Linked DNA regions of Homo sapiens: region 2 is linked to region 1. Evidence: chromatin loops called from intact Hi-C (ENCODE). Cell type or tissue: dorsolateral prefrontal cortex. All regions are shown on one strand. Each heading gives the region's core, and the rest is flanking DNA. Links, peaks and the distances in the headings are about the cores only.

Region 1 (4,000 bases), core at 1-4,000:
GTCTCAAAAACAAAAAAAAAGGGGGAAAGGCCACACTTGCACCAGGAAACAGTCTGGGGTCACCTTTTCTCCTCTTCAAGCTGGTTGAGAAGCTCCACCTTCTCCCTGTCAGCAGCTTCCACCATTGTTCGCAGCTGGTCCATTTTGGCTTCCAATTCCAGGACATGCTGGGGAAGGCAAGAATGTCGGTAAATGGACTATTTCTGACCCAGATACAGACCCAGTGATACTTCTCCAAAGAGCTGTGGGTCACCATGGTGGGTGGGCGTTACTCTAAAACCTTATGTTAAAAAGCTTTCTCTATTTTAATAGGTTATTCTCAACAGCTTTCCTGGAAGATAGATGATGAAAGTGATAAAGAACAATGTTAAAACACCTCTCATCTTTTTTGAAGCTGAAACACATATTAAGAGTAATCCACAAACAGCAGCTATAATCAATCATTGGTAAGGCCCTAGTAACCAAGCTGGCCTAACACAGACAGGCCAAAAGACCCGGACACAAAGACCAAACACTAAGGTCGAATCAAGAACAAAACTTCATCTCTGTGATCATGGAAACTGGCACCCCAGACTGTAGCTTTCAAACAAGCACAGCAAAGAAATGTACACCCATTTCTTGTGCTCTCAAGTCTAGCTCCTCGGTGCCAAGCACCGGGCATGCTTCTCGGCTCCTCAGTGGCTTTAGAAACCATCACCATCTCCGCAACAAGGTCCAGACTTCACCTGGTCATGTCCGTCCCGGGCCAGAGCTAGCTCCTGCTCTATCTCCCCCACGTGGCTCGTGGCCTTGGCCACCTCCGCCCTCTCCAGATCCCGTTCCGCCAGCAGCTGCTCAATGTGCTGCTGCTTCTCCTTCAGGGCCTCCTGGAGGGCAGTGGTACCGGAGATCTTCCTGGCGTAACGGGAGGAGGTTTCAGTCAACTGTAAAGGAAAGTTAGAGAAATGAAGGGCGATGATGCTGTCAGAAAAGCGAGGGAGGCGCGATGCATGCATGGCGGGCATCTGCTCGGCAAAGCAAGGGCGCTGCTCCAGCTGGCAGGCTGGCCAGGATTAGGAAAGGCTTCCTCAAAAACACAAGACAGTGTGTGCCTTCTGTCTATAAATCTCACAAAGAATACATCAACGTAAAGAGATCAGCCAGGTGCGGTGGCTCATGCCTGTAATCCTAGCACTTCAGGAGGCCAAGGCGGGTGGATCACTTGAGGCCAGGAGTTTGAGACCTGGCCAAGATGATGAGACCCCATCTCTACTAAAAATACAAAAATTAGCTGGAGTGCAGTGGTGCGATCTCAGCTGACTGCAACCTCCACCTCCTGGATTCAAGTGATTCTCCTGCTTCAGCCTCCCAAGTAGCTGGGATCACAGGCGTGCACCACTACCGCCCAGCTAATTTTTATATTTTTAGTAGAGACGGGGTTTTGCCATGTTCGCCAGGCTGTTCTCGAACTCTAAAGTGCTAAGGTTACAGGTGTGAGCCACCGCGCCAAAGGCCATCTGCTCAGCCACTGCTGGCTCCAGATCAAGTCAGCCTTGACTTCATCTTCTGCAGTCAGAGCTGCTGCAGCTGTCGCCTGAAAGCTCTTCTCTTCATCGGTTTCCCTAGGCCCTTACTGCAAGATGCACAGGATGCAGACTTACAGCGAGGATCTTTCCTCAATTAATAACTCGGCAACTTGAGAACTACAAAAGAATCAACCTTTTGTTCTTGAAATTACTTAAACATACCAGGAAGAAACTCCTGTTGTCTTTTTTAACCATTTGACCTTGACCTTCCAATTTCATTATATAGCTAAATTATACCTTCTCTTGCTAATATTTCTTCCTGAATACATTAAATGTGTGGTTCCCAAACCATGTGCAGAGATGCCCCAGGGTGCTGAGCAAACTCACCAGTGCACTGTAGGATGTTTTAAAATTTCAAGAGAAACACAGCGACATCTGCTGGACTCTGTGCAAACTACTAGTTTGAGGCAATTCAGTCTCATTAGATTGTCCTACAGTCCTTTCAATAACATCATGTACTTTCAAAGCTGGGTTTTGGCTATTCCCATGACGAAAATGAAAGTATGATGCAAAAATCAACATGCACAGGAAATGAGGTTGGTGATGAGAAATCAGATTCCAAGGCTTGACTAGATGTGTAGAGCCCAACAGCAGCGCACACAGTAACATGAAGTCATTCTGGTTATTAAAGAATGAATTGGGTCCCTCTCCCTCTCTCCCTCTCCCTCTCTCCCTCTCCCTCTCCCCACGGTCTCCCTCTCCCTCTCTTTCCATGGTCTCCCTCTGATGCCGAGCCGAAGCTGGACTGTACTGCTGCCATCTCGGCTCACTGCAGCCTCCCTGCCTGATTCTCCTGCCTCAGCCTGCCGAGTGCCTGCGATTGCAGGCGCGCGCCGCCACGCCTGACTGGTTTTCGTATTTTTTTGGTGGAGACGGGGTTTCGCTGTGTTGGCCGGGCTGGTCTCCAGCTCCTAACTGCGAGTGATCCGCCAGCCTCGGCCTCCCGAGGTGCCGAGATTGCAGACGGAGTCTGGTTCACTCAGTGCTCAATGGTACCCAGGCTGGAGTGCAGTAGCGTGATCTCGGCTCGCTACAACCTCCACCTCCCAGCCGCCTGCCTTGGCCTCCCAAAGTGCCGAGACTGCAGCCTCTGCCCAGCCGCCACCCCGTCTGGGAAGTGAGGAGCCCCTCTGCCTGGCTGCCCAGTCTGGAAAGTGAGGAGCGTCTCTGCCCGGCCGCCATCTCATCTAGAAGTGAGGAGCGCCTCTTCCCGGCCGCCGTCCCATCTAGGAAGTGAGGAGCGTCTCTGCCCGGCCGCCCATCGTCTGAGATGTGGGGAGCGCCTCTGCCCCGCTGCCCCATCTGGGATGTGAGGAGCGCCTCTACCTGGCCGCGACCCTGTCTGGGAGGTGAGGAGCGTCTCTGCCCGGCCGCCCCGTCTGAGAAGAGAGGAGACCCTCCGCCTGGCAACCGCCCCGTCTGAGAAGTGAGGAGCCCCTCCGCCCGGCAGCCGCCCTGTCTGAGAAGTGAAGAGCCCCTCCGCCCGGCAGCCACCCCGTCTGGGAAGTGAGGAGCGTCTCCGCCCGGCAGCCACCCCATCCAGGAGGGAGGTGGGGGGGGTCAGCCCGCCACCCGGCCAGCCGCCCCGTCCGGGAGGGAGGTGGGGGGGGTCAGCCCCCCCCGCCCGGCCAGCCGCCCCGTCCGGAAGGTGAGGGGCGCCTCTGCCCGGCCACCCCTACTGGGAAGTGAGGAGCCCCTCTGCCCGGCCAGCCGCCCCGTCCGGGAGGGAGATGGGGGGGTCAGTCCCCTGCCCAGCCAGCCGCCCCGTCCGGGAGGTGAGGGGCGCCTCTGCCCGGCCGCCCCTACTGGGAAGTGAGGAGCCCCTCTGCCCGGCTAGCCGCCCCATCCGGGAGGGAGGTGGGGGGGGTCAGCCCCCCGCCCGGCCAGCCGCCCCGCCTGGGAGGTGAGGGGCGCCTCTGCTCGGCCGCCCCTACTGGGAAGTGAGGAGCCCCTCTGCCCGGCCACCACCCCGTCTGGGAGGTGTACCCAACAGCTCATTGAGAACGGGCCATGATGACAATGGCGGTTTTGTGGAATAGAAAGGGGGGAAAGGTGGGGAAAAGATTGAGAAATCGAATGGTTGCCATGTCTGTGTAGAAAGAGGTAGACATGGGAGACTTTTCATTTTGCTCTGTACTAAGAAAAATTCTTCTGCCTTGGGATCCTGTTGATCTGTGACCTTACCCCCAACCCTGTGCTCTCTGAAACATGTGCTGTGTCCACTCAGGGTTAAATGGATTAAGGGCGGTGCAAGATGTGCTTTGTTAAACAGATGCTTGAAGGCAGCATGCTCGTTAAGAGTCATCACCACTCCCTAATCTCAAGTACCCAGGGACACAAACACTGCGGAAGGCCGCAGGGTCCTCTGCCTAGGAAAACCAGAGACCTTTGTTTACTTGTTTATCTGCTGACCTTCCCTCCACTATTGTCCTATG
Region 2 (5,410 bases), core at 601-4,600, 300 kb before region 1:
GGGAATGACATAATTCCTGTCCAAGCTCCCTGGACTAAATTTAGGTCCCAGGAAAATAATTTTCCCTGGGTGAGTTCCAGCACCGCAGCGCCCAGAGAATCGGCTGCTGCCCTGAGCTCCTGAATGCTCTGTGGGTTCCAAGGCCAGTTCCCACCAAGCTCTAGGGCCTGGCTCTCAGGAGAGGCCTCTGCCGGGCACCTCTCTGCCCAGCACGGGTCAGCGTGAGTCTCTGGGTGACTGGCCACCTTCATGATTTCTAAGCCTACATCTGGGGCACCCACCTCCCCCACCACTCTGCAGAGCCTGCTGTGCCCGGCAGAAAAGGAGCTGTGGTCAGATCCAAAGCCACAGATGGGCAACTTTTCTAGTAAAAACTTTAAATATTTATGTTAAAGCAAACATTTATTATGAAATAGAGTATAACAATAACATGATTTCTCTCTCTCTCTTTTTTTTTTTTTTTTTTTTTTTTTGAGACAAAGTCTCACTCTGTCACCCAGGCTGGAGTGCAGTGGTGCGATTTTCCGCTCACTGCAACCTCCGCCTCCTGGGGTCAAGCGATTCTCCTGCCTCAGCCACCCGAGTAGCTGAGATTACAGGCACCTGCCATCACACCCAGCTACTTTTTATATTTTTAGTAGAGACGGGGTTTCACCATGTTGGCCAGGCTGGTCTTGAACTCTTGACCTCAAGTGATCTGCCTGCCTTGGTCTCCCAAAATGCTGGGATTACAGGTGTGAGCCACCACGCCTGGCCTGGCCTGGCCCCTCTCTTTTAAAAAAAAAAAATAAATAAACTAGAGATGAGATTTCACTATATTTCCCAGGCTGTTCACAAACTCCTGAGCTCAAGCTATCTTCCCACCTTGGCCTTCCAAAGTGTTGGGAGTACAGGTGTGAGCAACTACACCTGGGTGATTTTTCTTTTTATTGAGATGAAATTCACATAAAATTAACCAGGTTAAGTGAATAATTCACTGACAGTACACTCACAAGGTTGTGCAACCACCACTTCTATCTGGTTCCAAAACATTTTAATCACCCCAGAAAGAAACCTTGCACCCAGCCGCAATCATTCTCCACTTCTCCCTTCCCCAGCAACACTGGGTCCCTGCCCAGGGCAACCACGAAACTTTCTGTCTCCATGGGTTTGCCTATTCTGGACTTTTCATATAAATGGAATCATATACTCTGTGGCCTTTTGTGTCTGACTTCTCACTCAGCATAATGTTTTCTTTCTTTTTGTTTTTTTATTGTTTTGTTTTTTGTTTTGTTTTGTTTTGGAGACAGAGTCTCACTCTGTCACCCAGGCTGGAGTGCAGTGGCATGATCTTGTCTCACTGGAACCTCCGCCTCCTGGGTTTATGGGATTCTCCTGCCTCAGCCTCCCAAGTAGCTGGGATTACAGGCGCGCGACACCACGCCTGGCTTACTTTTGTATTTTTTTAGTCGGGGGGGGGGGGGGGTTTGCCATGTTGGCCAGGCTGGTCTCAAACTCCTGACCTCAGCCGATCCACCCACCTTAGCCTCCCAAAGTGCTGGGATTACAGGCGTGAGCCACCGTGCCTAGCCTGTTTTTGTTGTTGTTGTCGTTTTTTGAGACAGTCTTACTCTGTCGCCCAGGCTGGAGTGCCGTGGCATGATCTCGGCTCCCAATCCAGGAGGTGGTCCTGGGTTCAAACGATTCTCCTGCCTCAGCCTCCGAGTAACTGGGATTACAGGCGTGCACCACCATGCCTGGCTAATTTTTGTATTTTTAGTAGAGACGGGGTTTCACCATGTTGGCCAGGCTGGTCTTGAACTCCTGACTTCAAGTGATCCGCCTGCCTTGGCCTCCCAAAGTGGTGGGATTATAGGCGTGAGCCGCCGCGCCCGGCCAGGGCTCCTAGTCTGAGAAGTAAGTGTCAACCCTGCTCAGACTCCCTGGGAAGGAGGGTCTTGCTGTCCCGTTCCCCCGCCCTCTGTGTCCCGGCCTGTCCCAGGCCCTGCACTGTCTCCTTCTTCTTCCCATCTTGCCTGCTTGCTTTTAAACTTAAGCATGGGTTATTTTCCCCTTTGTTATTACTCTGCCTCAGAAACCCCAGCAGGGAAGTCTTGGTCGCACAGGCATTCTCTAGGATTCGTTTCGTGTGTGCTTTTTAACATCAGGGTACCATGGTGTCCGGGCCTCGGGTAGGATTTTTGCTGCCCCTTCACGAGTGTCTGGCTCTGTGTCCAGTAAGCTTTAGGAAAAACCGCTGCCGCCACTGCCTCCTCCCAAGCTGCACCCACCCCCCCGCCCCATCCAGCCTGCACCTTCCTTCTGCTAAAGAAAACTTGGGGTGGAGCAGCAGGAAGACAGGCATGAGAAATCACCCGAATAACTGGGTTCATTCTACTGGCGATTCCTTGATGGAATGGTGTGCGGCCATCTTGTAAGCTGTGATATTTAAAGAACCTTTAAAGACATGAAGAATTCCTCCGAAATACCACATGACCCCCATTTGGGAAGAGGAGAAAATTTGTACGCATGGAGGGAGGGGAAACTGGAAAGACGGGAATTAATCCTCTAAAACATTAGTGGGGTGGTCCCTGGGTGGTGACAGGTGATTTTTAACTTTATTTTTTCTGTACTTTTCTGTTTCCTGCAATGGTCAGTCATTGCTCTGGCAATCGGAAAAATACCCTTATTATTGTTATTATTTTGAGACGGAGTTTCGCTCTGTCACCCAAGCTTTAGTGCAGTGGCGCGATCTCGGCTCACTGCAACCTCCGCCTCCCGGGTTCACGCCATCCTCCTGCCTCAGCCTCCCGAGTAGGTGGGACTACAGGCGCCCGCCGCCACCACGCCCGGCTAATTTTTTGTATTTTTAGTAGAGACGGGGTTTCACCGTGTTAGCCAGGATGGTCTCGATCTCCTGACCTCGTGATCCGCCAGCCTCGGCCTCCCAAAGTGCTGGGATTACAGGCCTGAGCCACCGTGCCCGGCCAAATACCCATATTATTAAGAGAAATGTTTACAAAAGGTTAGGACGAAGCCACCTTGGCTGCGGGAGAGAGGAATTGACAGCCATGATTGTTGGTGCGCACTGCGGCCGCCAGGGGGTGCTGGGTGCACGCAGCACAGAGACTGCAGCCTCCTCCAGTCGCCTCCCAGGGCCCTCAGCAGCTAAGTGTGCAGGAGAGGGTTGCAGACGCCAGGGTCCGTGTGTGACCTGGCTGCTGGAAACAGCGCCACTGAAAAATCAACAGGAGACTCCCCAGCCCTCCAGCCCCCCAGCTCATTGTAGCCTTCAAAGACCACTGGCCCCAAAACTACCCGATTCAAGGTATTTTCAGTATTTGGCCCCACCGGCCCCGCCTCTCACGTGTCTGAAAACAGCTCCTGTCGTCTTGCTCTTCCCTCAGATGCTTCTGATGAGCAGAATTCACAGTCCTCGATGGAACATTCGATGAACAGCTCAGAGAAAGTAGATCGGCAGCCGTCTGGAGACTCGGGTCTGGCCGCAGAGACGTCTGCAATCTCTCAGGTACCTCGCTCGAGGTCTCAGAGGGGCAGCCAGATCGGCCGGGAGCCCATTGGGTTGTCGGGGGTACGTTGAAAGGTGTTTCGTCATTGTGTTTTGTTGTTTTGTCGTTGGACCATTGGAACTGTCATTTGTCCATTGGGCTATGTCCATGAACACAGTCCTGGGCTCTGCCTTGGGCTCTGGGGCCGAGGGATAATGAGACTTGTGGCCTCTGCCCTCAAGGAGCCTCTGGGTCGGAGGAGGATGAAGGGACCTTGAACCCAGCCTCGGCTGCTACGTTTTGTCTGTTCAGGTTCACACAGGCATTGCCTCATCTCAGTGATCCCCAGATCGGTGACCTTTAGAGCTGGGAAGACAAGACTTCAGAAACCTAAGTGGTGGGGCCTCCGACGGAGCGGTGCTGCTGGCCCCACTTGCACTGCATGGGCCCCTCTCCAGGGCATCACTCTGTGTTGGAATCTGGTCTGAATGAGTCAGCACAGGTGCAGTGGGGCCCGGTGGTTAGGAGCAAACCTCCCAGAGTCGGGCCCAAGTTTGAATCCCAGCTCCCAAAATGGGATCACGGAACTGTCTTAGGGCCACCGTGAGGATTCGATGGGAGAACTTGGGTAAAACACTTAGCATGGAGCGGACACAAGATGCAGAGGTGTCATTGGCCATGACCACTATTAGGATTTTTCACTGTAAATCCTCTAGACTTTTTTTCCTTCGAGACAGAGTCTCACTTTGTCACCCAGGCTGGAGTGCAGTGGCATGATCCCGGCTCACTCCAACCTCCACCTCCTGGATTCAAGCAATTCTCCTGCCTCAGCCTCCCAAGTAGGTGGGATTACAGGTGCCTACCACTCTGCCTGGCTGATTTTTGTATTTTTAGTAGAGATGGGTTTCACCATGTTGGCCAGGCTGGTCTCAAATTCCTGACCTCAAATGATCCACTCCCTCAGCCTCTCAAAGTGCTGGGATTACAGGCGTGAGCCACTGCGCCTGGCAACTTCAAAATCTTTAAACCCTTTGATTGGCAGGTCCCTTTCCAGAACCTCACCCCATGGAACCCCCTCCACATGCCCTAGCTCTAAGGGGCTGCTTAGGGAAATCTGGGGTCTTGTCTGAGACAGACTAGGGCGCAGCCATCTAGAAGAGCATGGTTGTGCCTTCCAGGTTCTGATAAACATTCTTGCAGCGTGCAGTGAGAAAAGCAAGCTGCAGATCCGCAGGCGTAGCATGAGCCCATCTGGTTAAAAACAGTAGAAACCAAAGCCTGGTGATTTATATTAAGACCAAAGTTGTCGGCTGGGATCTCTGGGCCTCTTGATCTCAGAGAAGAAAAGCTCAGCTTGAAACTTTGATCCATACCCTGAGAGTATCCAATGCTCCCCCGCAGTACCTGGAAATGCCAGGAGTCCCCCATTCTCACATCGCCCCCACTACCCCACACTCTTGCTTCCAGGAGACCCAGACCTAAAATTGGGCCTCTTCCACCATTTTCACAGGCACACCGACACACATATTGTCCACAGAGCTAGGTGTGTGAGTGACATGGAGGATGTACTCCAGTAAAGCAGACAGCCTGACATTTCAAGCAATACGTTTTTGGCCGGGTGCAGTGGCTCACATTTGTAAGCCCAGCACTTTGGGAGGCTGAGGCAGGTGGATCACTTGAGGCCAGGAGTTCGAGACCAGCCTGGGCAACATAGCAAGACCCCGTCTCTCCAACAAAAAGAAAAAGAAAATTAGCCAGGCATGGTGGTGCGCTCCTATAGTCCCAGCTACTCTGGAGGCTGAGGCGGGAGGATTGCTTGAGCCTGAGAGTTCAAGGCTGCAGTGGGCTATGATCCTACCATTGCCCTCCAGCCTGGGTGACAGAGCAAGACCCTGTCTCAAAAAAATAAATACAGAAAAAAG

What was found. Peaks named below come from ENCODE experiments on the same cell type or tissue, not always from the same donor. Only the 100,000 strongest peaks of a DNase experiment are listed, where the experiment ranks them.
Region 2: it touches region 1 in a loop (2.2-fold over the local background); 7 of 110 quality-filtered maps call a loop at or near these places.

What each region holds. Positions count from the first base shown.
Region 1 is chr12:122,354,390-122,358,389 of GRCh38, forward strand. CLIP1 (CAP-Gly domain containing linker protein 1) reads right to left here. Exons shown (of 26, transcript NM_001247997.2): 6 at 726-923; 7 at 64-167. Among named protein-coding and RNA genes, the nearest start is that of CLIP1-AS1, 39 kb to the right of the region's middle. In dorsolateral prefrontal cortex, for the core only: a CTCF peak has its summit at 1,949 (motif pointing left); DNase peaks (open chromatin) are centred at 1,022 and 1,912; H3K27ac peaks cover 2,173 bases.
Region 2 is chr12:122,051,419-122,056,828 of GRCh38, forward strand. BCL7A (BAF chromatin remodeling complex subunit BCL7A) reads left to right here. Exons shown (of 6, transcript NM_001024808.3): 5 at 3,387-3,508. Among named protein-coding and RNA genes, the nearest start is that of LINC02985, 9.2 kb to the right of the region's middle. RefSeq lists an enhancer at 3,360-3,974. In dorsolateral prefrontal cortex, for the core only: CTCF peaks have their summits at 3,081 (motif pointing right) and 3,296; a DNase peak (open chromatin) is centred at 3,103; H3K4me3 peaks cover 390 bases; H3K27ac peaks cover 1,773 bases.